Linked DNA regions of Mus musculus: region 2 is linked to region 1. A link is a loop called in an ENCODE intact Hi-C map of the cell type or tissue named here. Cell type or tissue: heart. All regions are shown on one strand.

Region 1 (5,000 bases):
TTGACTGTCAGAGCAGGGGAACTGGGAGAGTGGGTCTTCAGGGAACGGCCCCAGGCAGTGGAGGACAAAGTGCCAAATGAGGGGAAATACAGAACATGACGCTGCAGGGGTGGAACCAGAAGAGATTACTATAAATTAGTGAGTGCCCAGAAGACTTCAAGGAAGTGGTAGGTTAATGCTGGATCCCGACCAAACAAACAGAAGACTTGGAACCATCATAAAGGGTAAAATAACGTGGAGGGAGGGGGATGGGCATGACGTCATCCACCCCGCGCCTCGGAACGCATGTGTGCATGGTTTGTTGATTTGGTTTACAGTAAACTGTATTTAACAGCTTACTGACAGAAAGTACATTTAACCAGAATAAATTTTGAGGATTATTTAAGACCATCAGGCTCTTCTCTCTTCCCTCTTTCCTCTTGCCTCTCTTCTCGCTCTTTCCTCCCCTCTGCTGATCGTTCTCCTCCTAAGTTATAAAGCGGCTTTTAACATGTACATACTGTGTGCCCAGCATGGAGCTAAGTGCTCCAGGATTCCACTTCCCAGGGGTTAGGAGTGTCACTGACCTGGAAGTGAAGTAGGCCTCTCTGACCGGCGTACTTAAGTCTCTGCTCTAATCATCCACTTCCTCTCTGAGCCTAAGAATTTTCAATGCATTCTCTGGCATCAAGTCATTTACCCCAAGAACTCTGTGTTATGATGGCCCTGACTTTAAGTTTTCTCCACCTCCAAGGGCCCAGAGAGCTCCATCCTTCCACGGGTTTGTATGTCAGGAGTCAACCAATACAGATAGGAAACATTCTTAACAAATCATACCTGTACTGAACACAAACCTATTTGTCTTCTTGTCATTATTGCCTAGATAATATAGTATTAATGTTATATTTATATAATCTGTATAAAACAATTTATACAGACCCTACCTTGGATTAGGTATTTCAAGTAGTCTAAATGACATATGGAAATATAAGAATTTGTGCATCAGTATATGGAAATACTTTCAAGAAGGACTTGAACATGCACAGGTTATGGTATCCTCAGTAGAACCCTGGAGCAACCCTCCCCACATACAGAAGGATCACTGTATCTTCATAGCTATTGTTTATGTAAACAGTATTGCTTACATGACCCATCTGTTCTGCTTAATGTCCTAAATGTTTCTCAAAAGTTCATGTGTTAAAGGCTTGCTCCCAGAGGGTGGTACTCCAGCAAGTGTTAGAAACATTTGGAGGTAGAACCTAGTAGAGAGAAAGCTAGGGCATGGCAGGCATGCCCTAGAAAGGTGCTATTAGGACTCTGTCCCACTGAGCCCTATTGCCCCTCAGTATTTACTAGCTGTCATGAGATAAGAAAGGTTCTCATGCCACACACTTCTACCTTGGTGTTGTTACCCCTCCCCCACTCCACCCCACCCCCGTCGGCGTAAGAACAGTGAAGGGAGCTACCAGGATCTGAAGCTTTGAACCAAAATAAAACTTTTGTATGAGTCAAGTTTATCACAGCAGTGGAAACTTTCCTAACATTCTCATTGTTGGGTTTCAAACTTGAGACAGATGGCTGAGGTGCCTATGTGACACATCAAAAATTGTCCTATCATCTCAGTCCCTAGCTGTTACAGGGCCTCCTGGCTAACATACCCCACCCCACCCTAAACTTCTCCAGGCCAGGGACTGGGCTGCCCTTGCTTGCTCTGTAATCTGACCAGTTTGGTAATCTGTTCCCTGCCTTCTACTCTCTTTTGGGCCTTCTGCCTGGTTCCCCTCTCTCCCCTCTCCCTTTCCCTGTGCTGTCTCCTTACATGACTCATATTATCTCTGGACTCCCACATATGTAATAGGCTTTCTCCTCTACCAAACCTGGGAGCAGTCATGTTCTCCCCCTTTTATTTCTTTCTTTCATTCACCTGGTGCTGAATCTGGGACCAGTCATGTCCTTACCTATTTCTTTTTGTTTGTTTGTTTCTTTTTTTATTCACTCCTCAAAAAGACATGATACACATTGAATTTTAAGATGTATTTTTATTGTGTAAAGTGTGCTCTGTGTATGTATGTGGATGCCAGTGGAAGCCAGAAGAGGGTGTTACATACTATGGAACTGCATCTGAATTTTTTAAGTTGCCTAACATGGATGCTAGAAACTGAAGTGCTGTTCTCTGGAAGAGCAGCCAGTGCTCTAACCACTAAGCAATATCCCTAGCCAAATGTATCCCTTTTAAAGAGTCCTTTAAAAGATCAGTATTTTCATGTTTTTCTAGCAGTTCAGAGTTTAAAAGATTTCTCTCTCTTTCTCTCTCTCTCTCTCTCTCTCTCTCTCTCTCTCTCTCTCTCTCTCTTCCTCCCTCCTCCTCCTCCCTGCCCCTCCCTCTCCCCTCCTGCCCTCCCTCTCATATACCAGTATCCTGGCAAAAGTCATGTCTGAACTCTGTCCTGTGACACCCCTGTGGGTGAACACAAGGATGCAGGCTGTGTGTGTGTGGGGGGGGGGGGGGTTGGAGAAGGGAAGGAGAAGGAGAAGGAAAAGGACTAGTGTAGTAGTGAGGAGTTACTGAAGAGGAACTTCTGTATAAAATGTCACTGCTGGGTGTTGTGTCAGTGATGACAATCATGCCCTGGCCTATACACTCAGAATTAACAAGCAGACTAGAAGATGTAGTTCAGCAGACATGCATTGTTTGGGACTGTTAAATCACGCTTGCTCATTACTTTACTTGTTGTTTATTTGTGACTGAAGTTGACCTCAGTGCCCGGCGCATGCCAGGCATTCCCACTTTATTTTTCTTGAAAGAGTTGTGAGGTCACAATCTACTGTGGCCAGAGTAAGCAGTGCTCATGACCAACAATGGCTTGCACAAGTTGTTCTTTCTCTTCTTCTGGGTATACGCATGCTGATGCCTGCTCAGTGATGCCTCACCAACTATAAAAAGGAGCTGACTTCTTTCCTGGTTACATTTGGAAAATGCCACTTTGAGATGCATTCGTTAAGAACTTTATTTCCACAATTATATTATCTTCAAAACTGTGAAAGGGGCAGGAATGCACAAGAGAAAGATCATGACACGCCACCCAAGCACCCCTATACTTTGTATTCAGTTCATGTGCACACAGAGTAATTAGAAACAGGCTGCTGTGAGATCCATCTTTCAGGGAAAAGATCCTGAGCGACAAGGAAAGGAACAGAAAGTCATTAGCTGCATTGTGAGATTGTCTTTCTGGGGTTGGGAGCCACAGAAACATCCTTAGATTTATTTTACTAGTAAACAAAAACACGTCTCAAATTCAATAACAAGTCGATGACCCAAGTTTGTGTGTGTGTGTGTGTGTGTGTGTTTTCACTTTAAACCATAATGACCTTTATAGAAGCAAAAGAGCAACGTTTGCCATTTTTGCAGAAACGAAAGAGACAATTTGGCAATTTTAACCAGTTGCTGCATAATGCAACTTGAGCAACTCTTTGCAGACACAAAGCTTTCAAGCAGGCTTCTTCTTCCTTTCCTTTTCAAATCACAAGTAAATAAACAACTTTAAGCACATGAACCTGTAACTCAGATTTGCCTGAGGTCATCCTTTTCCTTTTTCTCTGGGGGGTGTGCGGGGCACTAAAGAAAAAAGAAAAACATAAGACAAATATAGGGAAAGAGAGAGGGGAAGAAGAGAGAGGGAGAAAGAGAAGAGAGAGAAGGGGGAGGAAGAGGAGGAAGAGATGGGGAGGGAGGGAAGAAAGGAGGGGAGAAGGGGGCAGACACACTACCCCTGGAAAGGCAGGACTGTCTTTGACCTAAACTCTATGCACGTTTCTGAACTGAGCTCAGTTCAAGCCAAAAGTACAGGTCCTGGCTTGGTTCTTCAGACTTCTGGCTCTGACTCTCTCACGCCATAAAGAGACACAGCCATGAGCTGTGGGGTGGGGTGGGGGGTGAGGGGTGGGGTGACGGGTTCTTTTAACTGTGGGGTGGGTGGGTGAGGGATGGGGTGACGGGTTCTTTTAACTTGTATCATGTTTTTATCTGATAACTTGACTTCTTGCAACAAAAATAGCCTGTTGAATCCATCTCAGCCTGTGGACTCCTGGCTATTTTGGGAGGGGATTCCCAGTAGCCTGTTGGAAGGATGGCCCTGAGTCAGGCGGGGAGTCTGTCTGTGTTGCCTTCCTGCTGTGGGCAGGCACTCTTGCCTTCTTGGTTTCCAAAGCTTTTTCTTACAGACAATTGGGGGCGGGCATCCTTTGTCCTCCACGCCCTTCTCTACTTTCCTTATCACCTCCATGCTCCATAGCTCGTGCTGTCTTTTACAGGTACACACTGTTCCCTGCAGCACGGCAGAGCTGTTTCTGGCCTGAAGAGCACTGGCACGTTCCTTCTCTCTAGCTGTAAAGGATAAGTAGATTGGTGCCTGCTCTGGGGCTGTGTTTCTGAGGGATTTGAAGCTCTGTTCTGGTCCAGAACAGGGCCAAATGTCCAGCCTCTCCCTCCTCCCACCTCAGATCTACCACACACACACACACACACACACACACACACAGACACACAGACACACACACACACCCAAGACTTGTCATCTTGTGGCTCATTTGAGGTCACCCTGGAACCTGGGGTTGGTTCCAGGCTCAAAAAAGGGTCAAAGAATTTTTAAAAACAATTCTAATTTTTTTAAAGAAAAAAATTAAGTCCAATATAGAAAATTTGTAAAAGGCAAAGTTGAGAGAATGTCATTCCCTTGATCCTTGTGGAATGTGAGGGAGAACCTGCTAGGAAAGCCAGAGGGAGTAAGCTGACAGCCAAGGATCTGCCTGCCAGTCAGCGTTAATTGGCCTGCACAATGTGTAAATGTTGTCCTTAAACATGAGAACATTAACAACCTAGGAATCTTCACATCAAACTTCATAAAAGTCAGAGAGTGAGTCTGACACTGGCGCTGTCTAGAAGAGGCAACAGCTGGTATCCTCTGACAAGGTGAACTGCTGACCTTAATCTCCCAGCTGGGCCCACCTCAGCCCTACAGACC
Region 2 (5,000 bases), 190 kb after region 1:
TATGCAAGCTAAGCAGTGAGCTTCAGCTATGTAGTGAGATTAAGGCCAGCATGGACTCCAGGAGACCTTGTCAAAAAGAATTAATGACAGAAAATTGCATTCTTTCCTGATGATCTATATATATATGTGTGCAAGTACTTCATATAAAATGTTTTTTAAAACTTAGAAAACAGAATAATACTTTTTGTTATTTGGAGAGTAAATGCTGAAATTTATTAATAAGATAGCTATTAAGCATTTACTATAGGTCAGAGGTTACATAGTAGATTACAGGGTGATTAATAAAAACAATAGGAACTAACAAAATTGCACACAAGATGAAGGTTTAAGTATTGTCTTCAGGCTTCTGGAATTATTATAAATCAATTTATCTTTTTGCTACTGTTGTCAGGAAAGTACTTAATGAACAATGTTTAGATTATCTGGACTTTGAAAGGCCGAGTTAGAATGCAGTCTGTGTGCTTTCTTGAGTCAAATGGCATGATAGGTAAGAAGAAGAAGCAGAAACTGTATCAGAGGTTCAACTGGCCTGAGAGACATAGGGGTAGATCTCCATCTCCTCTTTATGTCAGATGGAGAGTAGCCTTAGAGCAAAAGAAAAAATGATCTGGTTTGGATTACATATACCTTTTAAGATGTTGAGTATTATAATTTGGAAAAATGTTACTCACATGTACTTAATTGGCAAACACTTTGCATGTACTTTAGATATCTTTTTGACAGGACATTTCAGCCTGTGGTTATTTTTTCATATATTTTATCATTTTCCCAAAGAAATGCATGCATTTACACAGGCTAAGAGAGTGCAGTCAGAGAATTCCATCGTTAACCATAGGTTACCGATCATACGCTGAGGAACTGTCTGGCCTTATCAGGTAGAACTGAAATCATGGGAGAAGACATGGTAATGACACTAAAAGGGGGCACAAGGAAAGCTCCCCCTTCCAGGACAGGTGCGAGCACCACTCTGGCCGCTGTGTAGCTCAGGACTCCTCAGGACAGCTGGCTGACACGGACAGATTGTTCGCTGCCCACTCCAGGGGTTTGCAGGCGTTCTTTCACACATCAGCGGAGCAGGGGAGGCACTATCTGTTCTCTGCCATTAGGGATTCCTATGCAATCTGAGGAAAGAAGCCTTTTTAACCCTCAGAAGTGATCCTTGAGATCTCTAGTATTGATCTACATGCAGAACCACTTCTGGAACTTGAATCATTGAGAGAGCATATGTATGCTGGCACTGTGGAATCTTAAACCACCTAGGATTAAAAACAATCAAAAACCTTTAGTCTGTTTGAAGATGACATTATGGAACCAAACCACTTACTACTCCTCTTTTCACCTGCCAATACAGCAAAAAGTAATGTTGAGGCTACCTCCATCGCCCCCCCCCCCACCCGCTTTCCTTCTTCTATATGTCCCTACATTAAAGAAGGTACTTGGGGGCTCCTTCAAGAAAAGTTGACTCCAAAGTGAGCTCCAGTGGTCAGCCAGGGCCCCATTTCTAGAGGGCAGAGTACAGTTCTGGTATGAGGGCAACACTGTGTGGCTGCCACACACCACTTCCCCCAACCCATCTGCATACATAGGCTGAGCACTTGCTCAGACACAGGGACCCATGAGAACAAGTCCAGTGTTGCTTCACCGATTAAAGGGCTCCCATGAAGACTCATGCAGCTAGTGCCACCCTACAGACTGCCCGAGCTGCCCACAGGAAAAACTAATTACATTCAGATCGCTGGAGAGCGGTCATCCAGAATACATACCTTGCAAAAACTTAGGAACATTCAGGTTGAGTAATGGTTCAGATGGTTTGCAAATAACACATGCTCGTTTTTATGTTGCTAAAGACTCTTTGCTAGGAAACGAAACACTTGAAATTTAATCTGTAATGTTCTCAAGAGTCTTAGGCCAAACCAACTCAAGCTGTGAACGCCTTGGCTCTGGAGAGCCAGGCAAGGGTCAGGGCAGGGCAGTCCCTGGCCTGGCCTGATGCCTCCAGAATAAACCAAACAGCCACCGGAAGTGGTTTCTGGGAGTCAGTAGGTGGCACACTTCCTCTTGAGTCAGAACTGAATCACAGCTGTGAGCCGCAAAAAGGATCTTTCTTTATCCCCTACCTTTTTTCCCTGTTCCCAGCAGTCACATTATCAAACTCTATCAAATGATGTGTGCCTCGCTTAGCTTAGCATATTCCAATGAAGAAAGGGAGAAAGAAAACCATTTGGAAACAAGAAGAGGGTGGGAAATACAGAGGCCTGAACTGAACTCTGACATTGTTTCATAACTAGTCACATTCTAAGAGATGCAAAGGAAAGCTATCTGTAGGTTTCACTGGGGTCATAAGGACCCCAGTTCTCCCAGCTCCTGTCTGACCCACTTCCAGTGAGACAGTTAGCTCTCACTTACATAAGCTGTGTTGCTTAAAATGGCCCTGCTTGGCTTTTCACTTGCTGAACCTGGCATACTCCCCTGTCTGCTGGACAGCCGTCCTCGATGCTGTCCCGAGCAAGGCCTTCGGTCAGCTCTGGGTGAAATGATCCTGTTCTGAATGTACTGAATGCTGTTGGCAATGCTGTAAATTGTTTTTAGTCCCAAGGAAAAGAACTCGGCAGTTACCAACAAGTCACAAAAACAGGCATACTTTCCCCCATCTTCTCCCTAGTGTAGTTCTGGGAATGCACATATATTTAACCACATTTTTATCTGATGACCTTTATGTTAGTATTGCTTTGCTGCTTCCTTTCAAGCCAATGTATTTAGATTGATAGCATGTTTATGAACATGACTTCATAGGCCCAGGCTAAATGCCCTATGTTTGTTTGACTCCTAGAAAACTGATAATCAGCCTGGAATCAGAAATCTTAGTACAATGCTAATATCTCATGGTTCCTGCTGTAAACCAGTCCAAAGTTTAAAGAACACGTTGATTTGTGTTCAGATTCAAGATAAACAGTAATCTGTAACTGTTTATATAGTCCTATGCTTAGTATATGCAGGGCCTTGGCTGCTGTCCTCAGTAGTGTGTGTGTGTGTGTGTGTGTGTGTGTGTGTGTGTATTTATGTATGAGTGTAAATGTGTGGGAGTGTGTGTGTGAGTCAGTATACAGGTGTGAGTGTGTTATGAGTGTGTGTGTGTGTGTGTGTGTGTGTGTATTTATGAATGAGTGTAAATGTGTGTGAGTGTGTGTGTGAGTCAGTATACAGGTGTGAGTGTGTTATGAGTGTGTGTGTGTGTGTGTGTGTGTGAGAGAGAGAGAGAGAGAGAGAGAGAGAGAGAGAGAGAGAATAAAGGGATCTGTGGAGTTGTGGGACCTTGCATAAGTCTCTGAACCTGTCTGAGCCTTCACTTCCTCAGTCTGCACAACAGGTTTCTAACACAAGGGTAGTCTTACTATGAGAACTGCAAGCTTTTCCATAGTGCCCAGGACAGCTCTTGTTTATGCTCAGTCTTTAAGATCAGTTTGTGCTTGTTCTCTTTATTTACAACATCTTTTCGCTGGGAGATATGAACAGCATTTGGACAAACGTGGGCATGCCAAGTCCCGTCTTGCCCAATGACATCATTTACATCCAGCTCCTGTAGCAATTTCATCCACAACACCTGCAACACATGTGACATCAAGTGGCATGTTGGACTCCTTCACAGACTGGTGGGGAAGTGAGCCAGGCAGTTTTCAAAGCCAAAGGCAGCTGTCTGGGCTGGACTGCACTGCCTGTGGATGGCAAGCTAATGGGAAAGGAGTCCTCATCTGACACATGGAAAGGAGTGCCTAAAGGACCAGTTGGGAGCGGGGCAGGGGGGGGGGGTGCAGAGCCAGCAGCAGCAGCAGCAGCAGAACTCATAGCAGCTAGATCTGGCACAGCCAGGTCAAACCAGGCAAAGGCTGGCCATCAGGGAGAAACAGACATTGCCATGAGAACTGAAAAGCCCTTCAGAAATTCGCATCTCCTGCATTTCCTTGATGCCTCTCTGCATTTGCTCCTACAGGGCATTCCTTCATTCCCAGATGGAAATGTGAACAGTAGAGGTCCTCCCCCTTCCCTCCTCCAGAAAGTAGGTCCAGAGGATCATTGACATCATGATCCTGTGCTCACCTGTCTCAGAACCAGCACATCGTGTACTGTGGTTGGCTGATTATAGTCTTCACTAGGCTGTGAGCTACTAAACACAAGGAATCTCTCCCAAATGTTGAAGCTCCAGAGTGCCAGCATGCTCAGCAAGGTCTCTCTCTTACTTGTCCTTTGTTTTGTTTTGTTTTGTTTTGAGGTAGATTAGCCAGATATATTTAAAATAATATTTTAACACTCCGTCGTTGAAAGTTTTAATTGGGACAAATTTATGAGACTGAATTGATAATAAATTTATGCAATAAATTGTGATCATGACCATCTGCCATTTTCCTCTTTTCCCTCTCCAGACCTTTACCTCTCTATGTGTCCCTTCTGATTTCATGCCCCCCCTTTTTATGAGATATTTTCTTTATTTACTTTTCTTTTCTTTTTTTTTTTTTTTTTTTTTCCGAGACAGGGTTTCTCTGTGTAGCCCTGGCTGTCCTGGAACTCACTTTGTAGACCAGGCTGGCCTCAAACTCAGAAATCCGCCTGCCTCTTATTTACTTTTCAAATGTTATTTCCTTTCCTTGTTTCTCCTTTGAAAATCCCCTAGCCCATCCTCCCTCCCCCTGCTCATTAACCCACCCACTCCTGCTTCCCTGTCCTGGCATTCTCCTATACTGGGGCATAGAGCCTTCACAGGACCAAAGGCCTCTCCTCTCACTGATGTCCCACAAGGCCATCCTCTGTTACATATGTGGCTGGAGCCATGGGTCCCTCCATGTGTACTCTTTGGTTGGTGGTTTAGTCCCAGGGAGCTCTGGGGATACTGACTGGTTCATATTGTTGTTCCTCCTATGGGGCTGAAAACCCTTTCAGCTCCTTGGGTCCTTTCTCTAGCTCCTCCAATGGGGACCCTGTGTTCAGTCCAATGGATGGCTGTGAGC

The links. A loop is a pair of places that touch in the nucleus more often than their neighbours do. Peaks named below come from ENCODE experiments on the same cell type or tissue, not always from the same donor. Only the 100,000 strongest peaks of a DNase experiment are listed, where the experiment ranks them.
Region 2: it touches region 1 in a loop (2.3-fold over the local background); 2 of 42 quality-filtered maps call a loop at or near these places.

What each region holds. Positions count from the first base shown.
Region 1 is chr13:81,131,291-81,136,290 of GRCm38, reverse strand. All of the region lies in intron 87 of Adgrv1 (adhesion G protein-coupled receptor V1), which reads left to right. Among named protein-coding and RNA genes, the nearest start is that of Gm32639, 30 kb to the right of the region's middle. In heart, a CTCF peak has its summit at 2,068 (motif pointing right); DNase peaks (open chromatin) are centred at 1,670 and 4,200; H3K4me3 peaks cover 598 bases; H3K27ac peaks cover 2,840 bases.
Region 2 is chr13:80,938,061-80,943,060 of GRCm38, reverse strand. It overlaps 5430425K12Rik (RIKEN cDNA 5430425K12 gene), which reads right to left and starts at 2,658. Exons shown (of 5, transcript NR_103550.1): 1 at 2,407-2,658; 2 at 1,764-1,855. In heart, a CTCF peak has its summit at 2,041 (motif pointing right); DNase peaks (open chromatin) are centred at 2,000, 2,470 and 3,660; H3K27ac peaks cover 555 bases.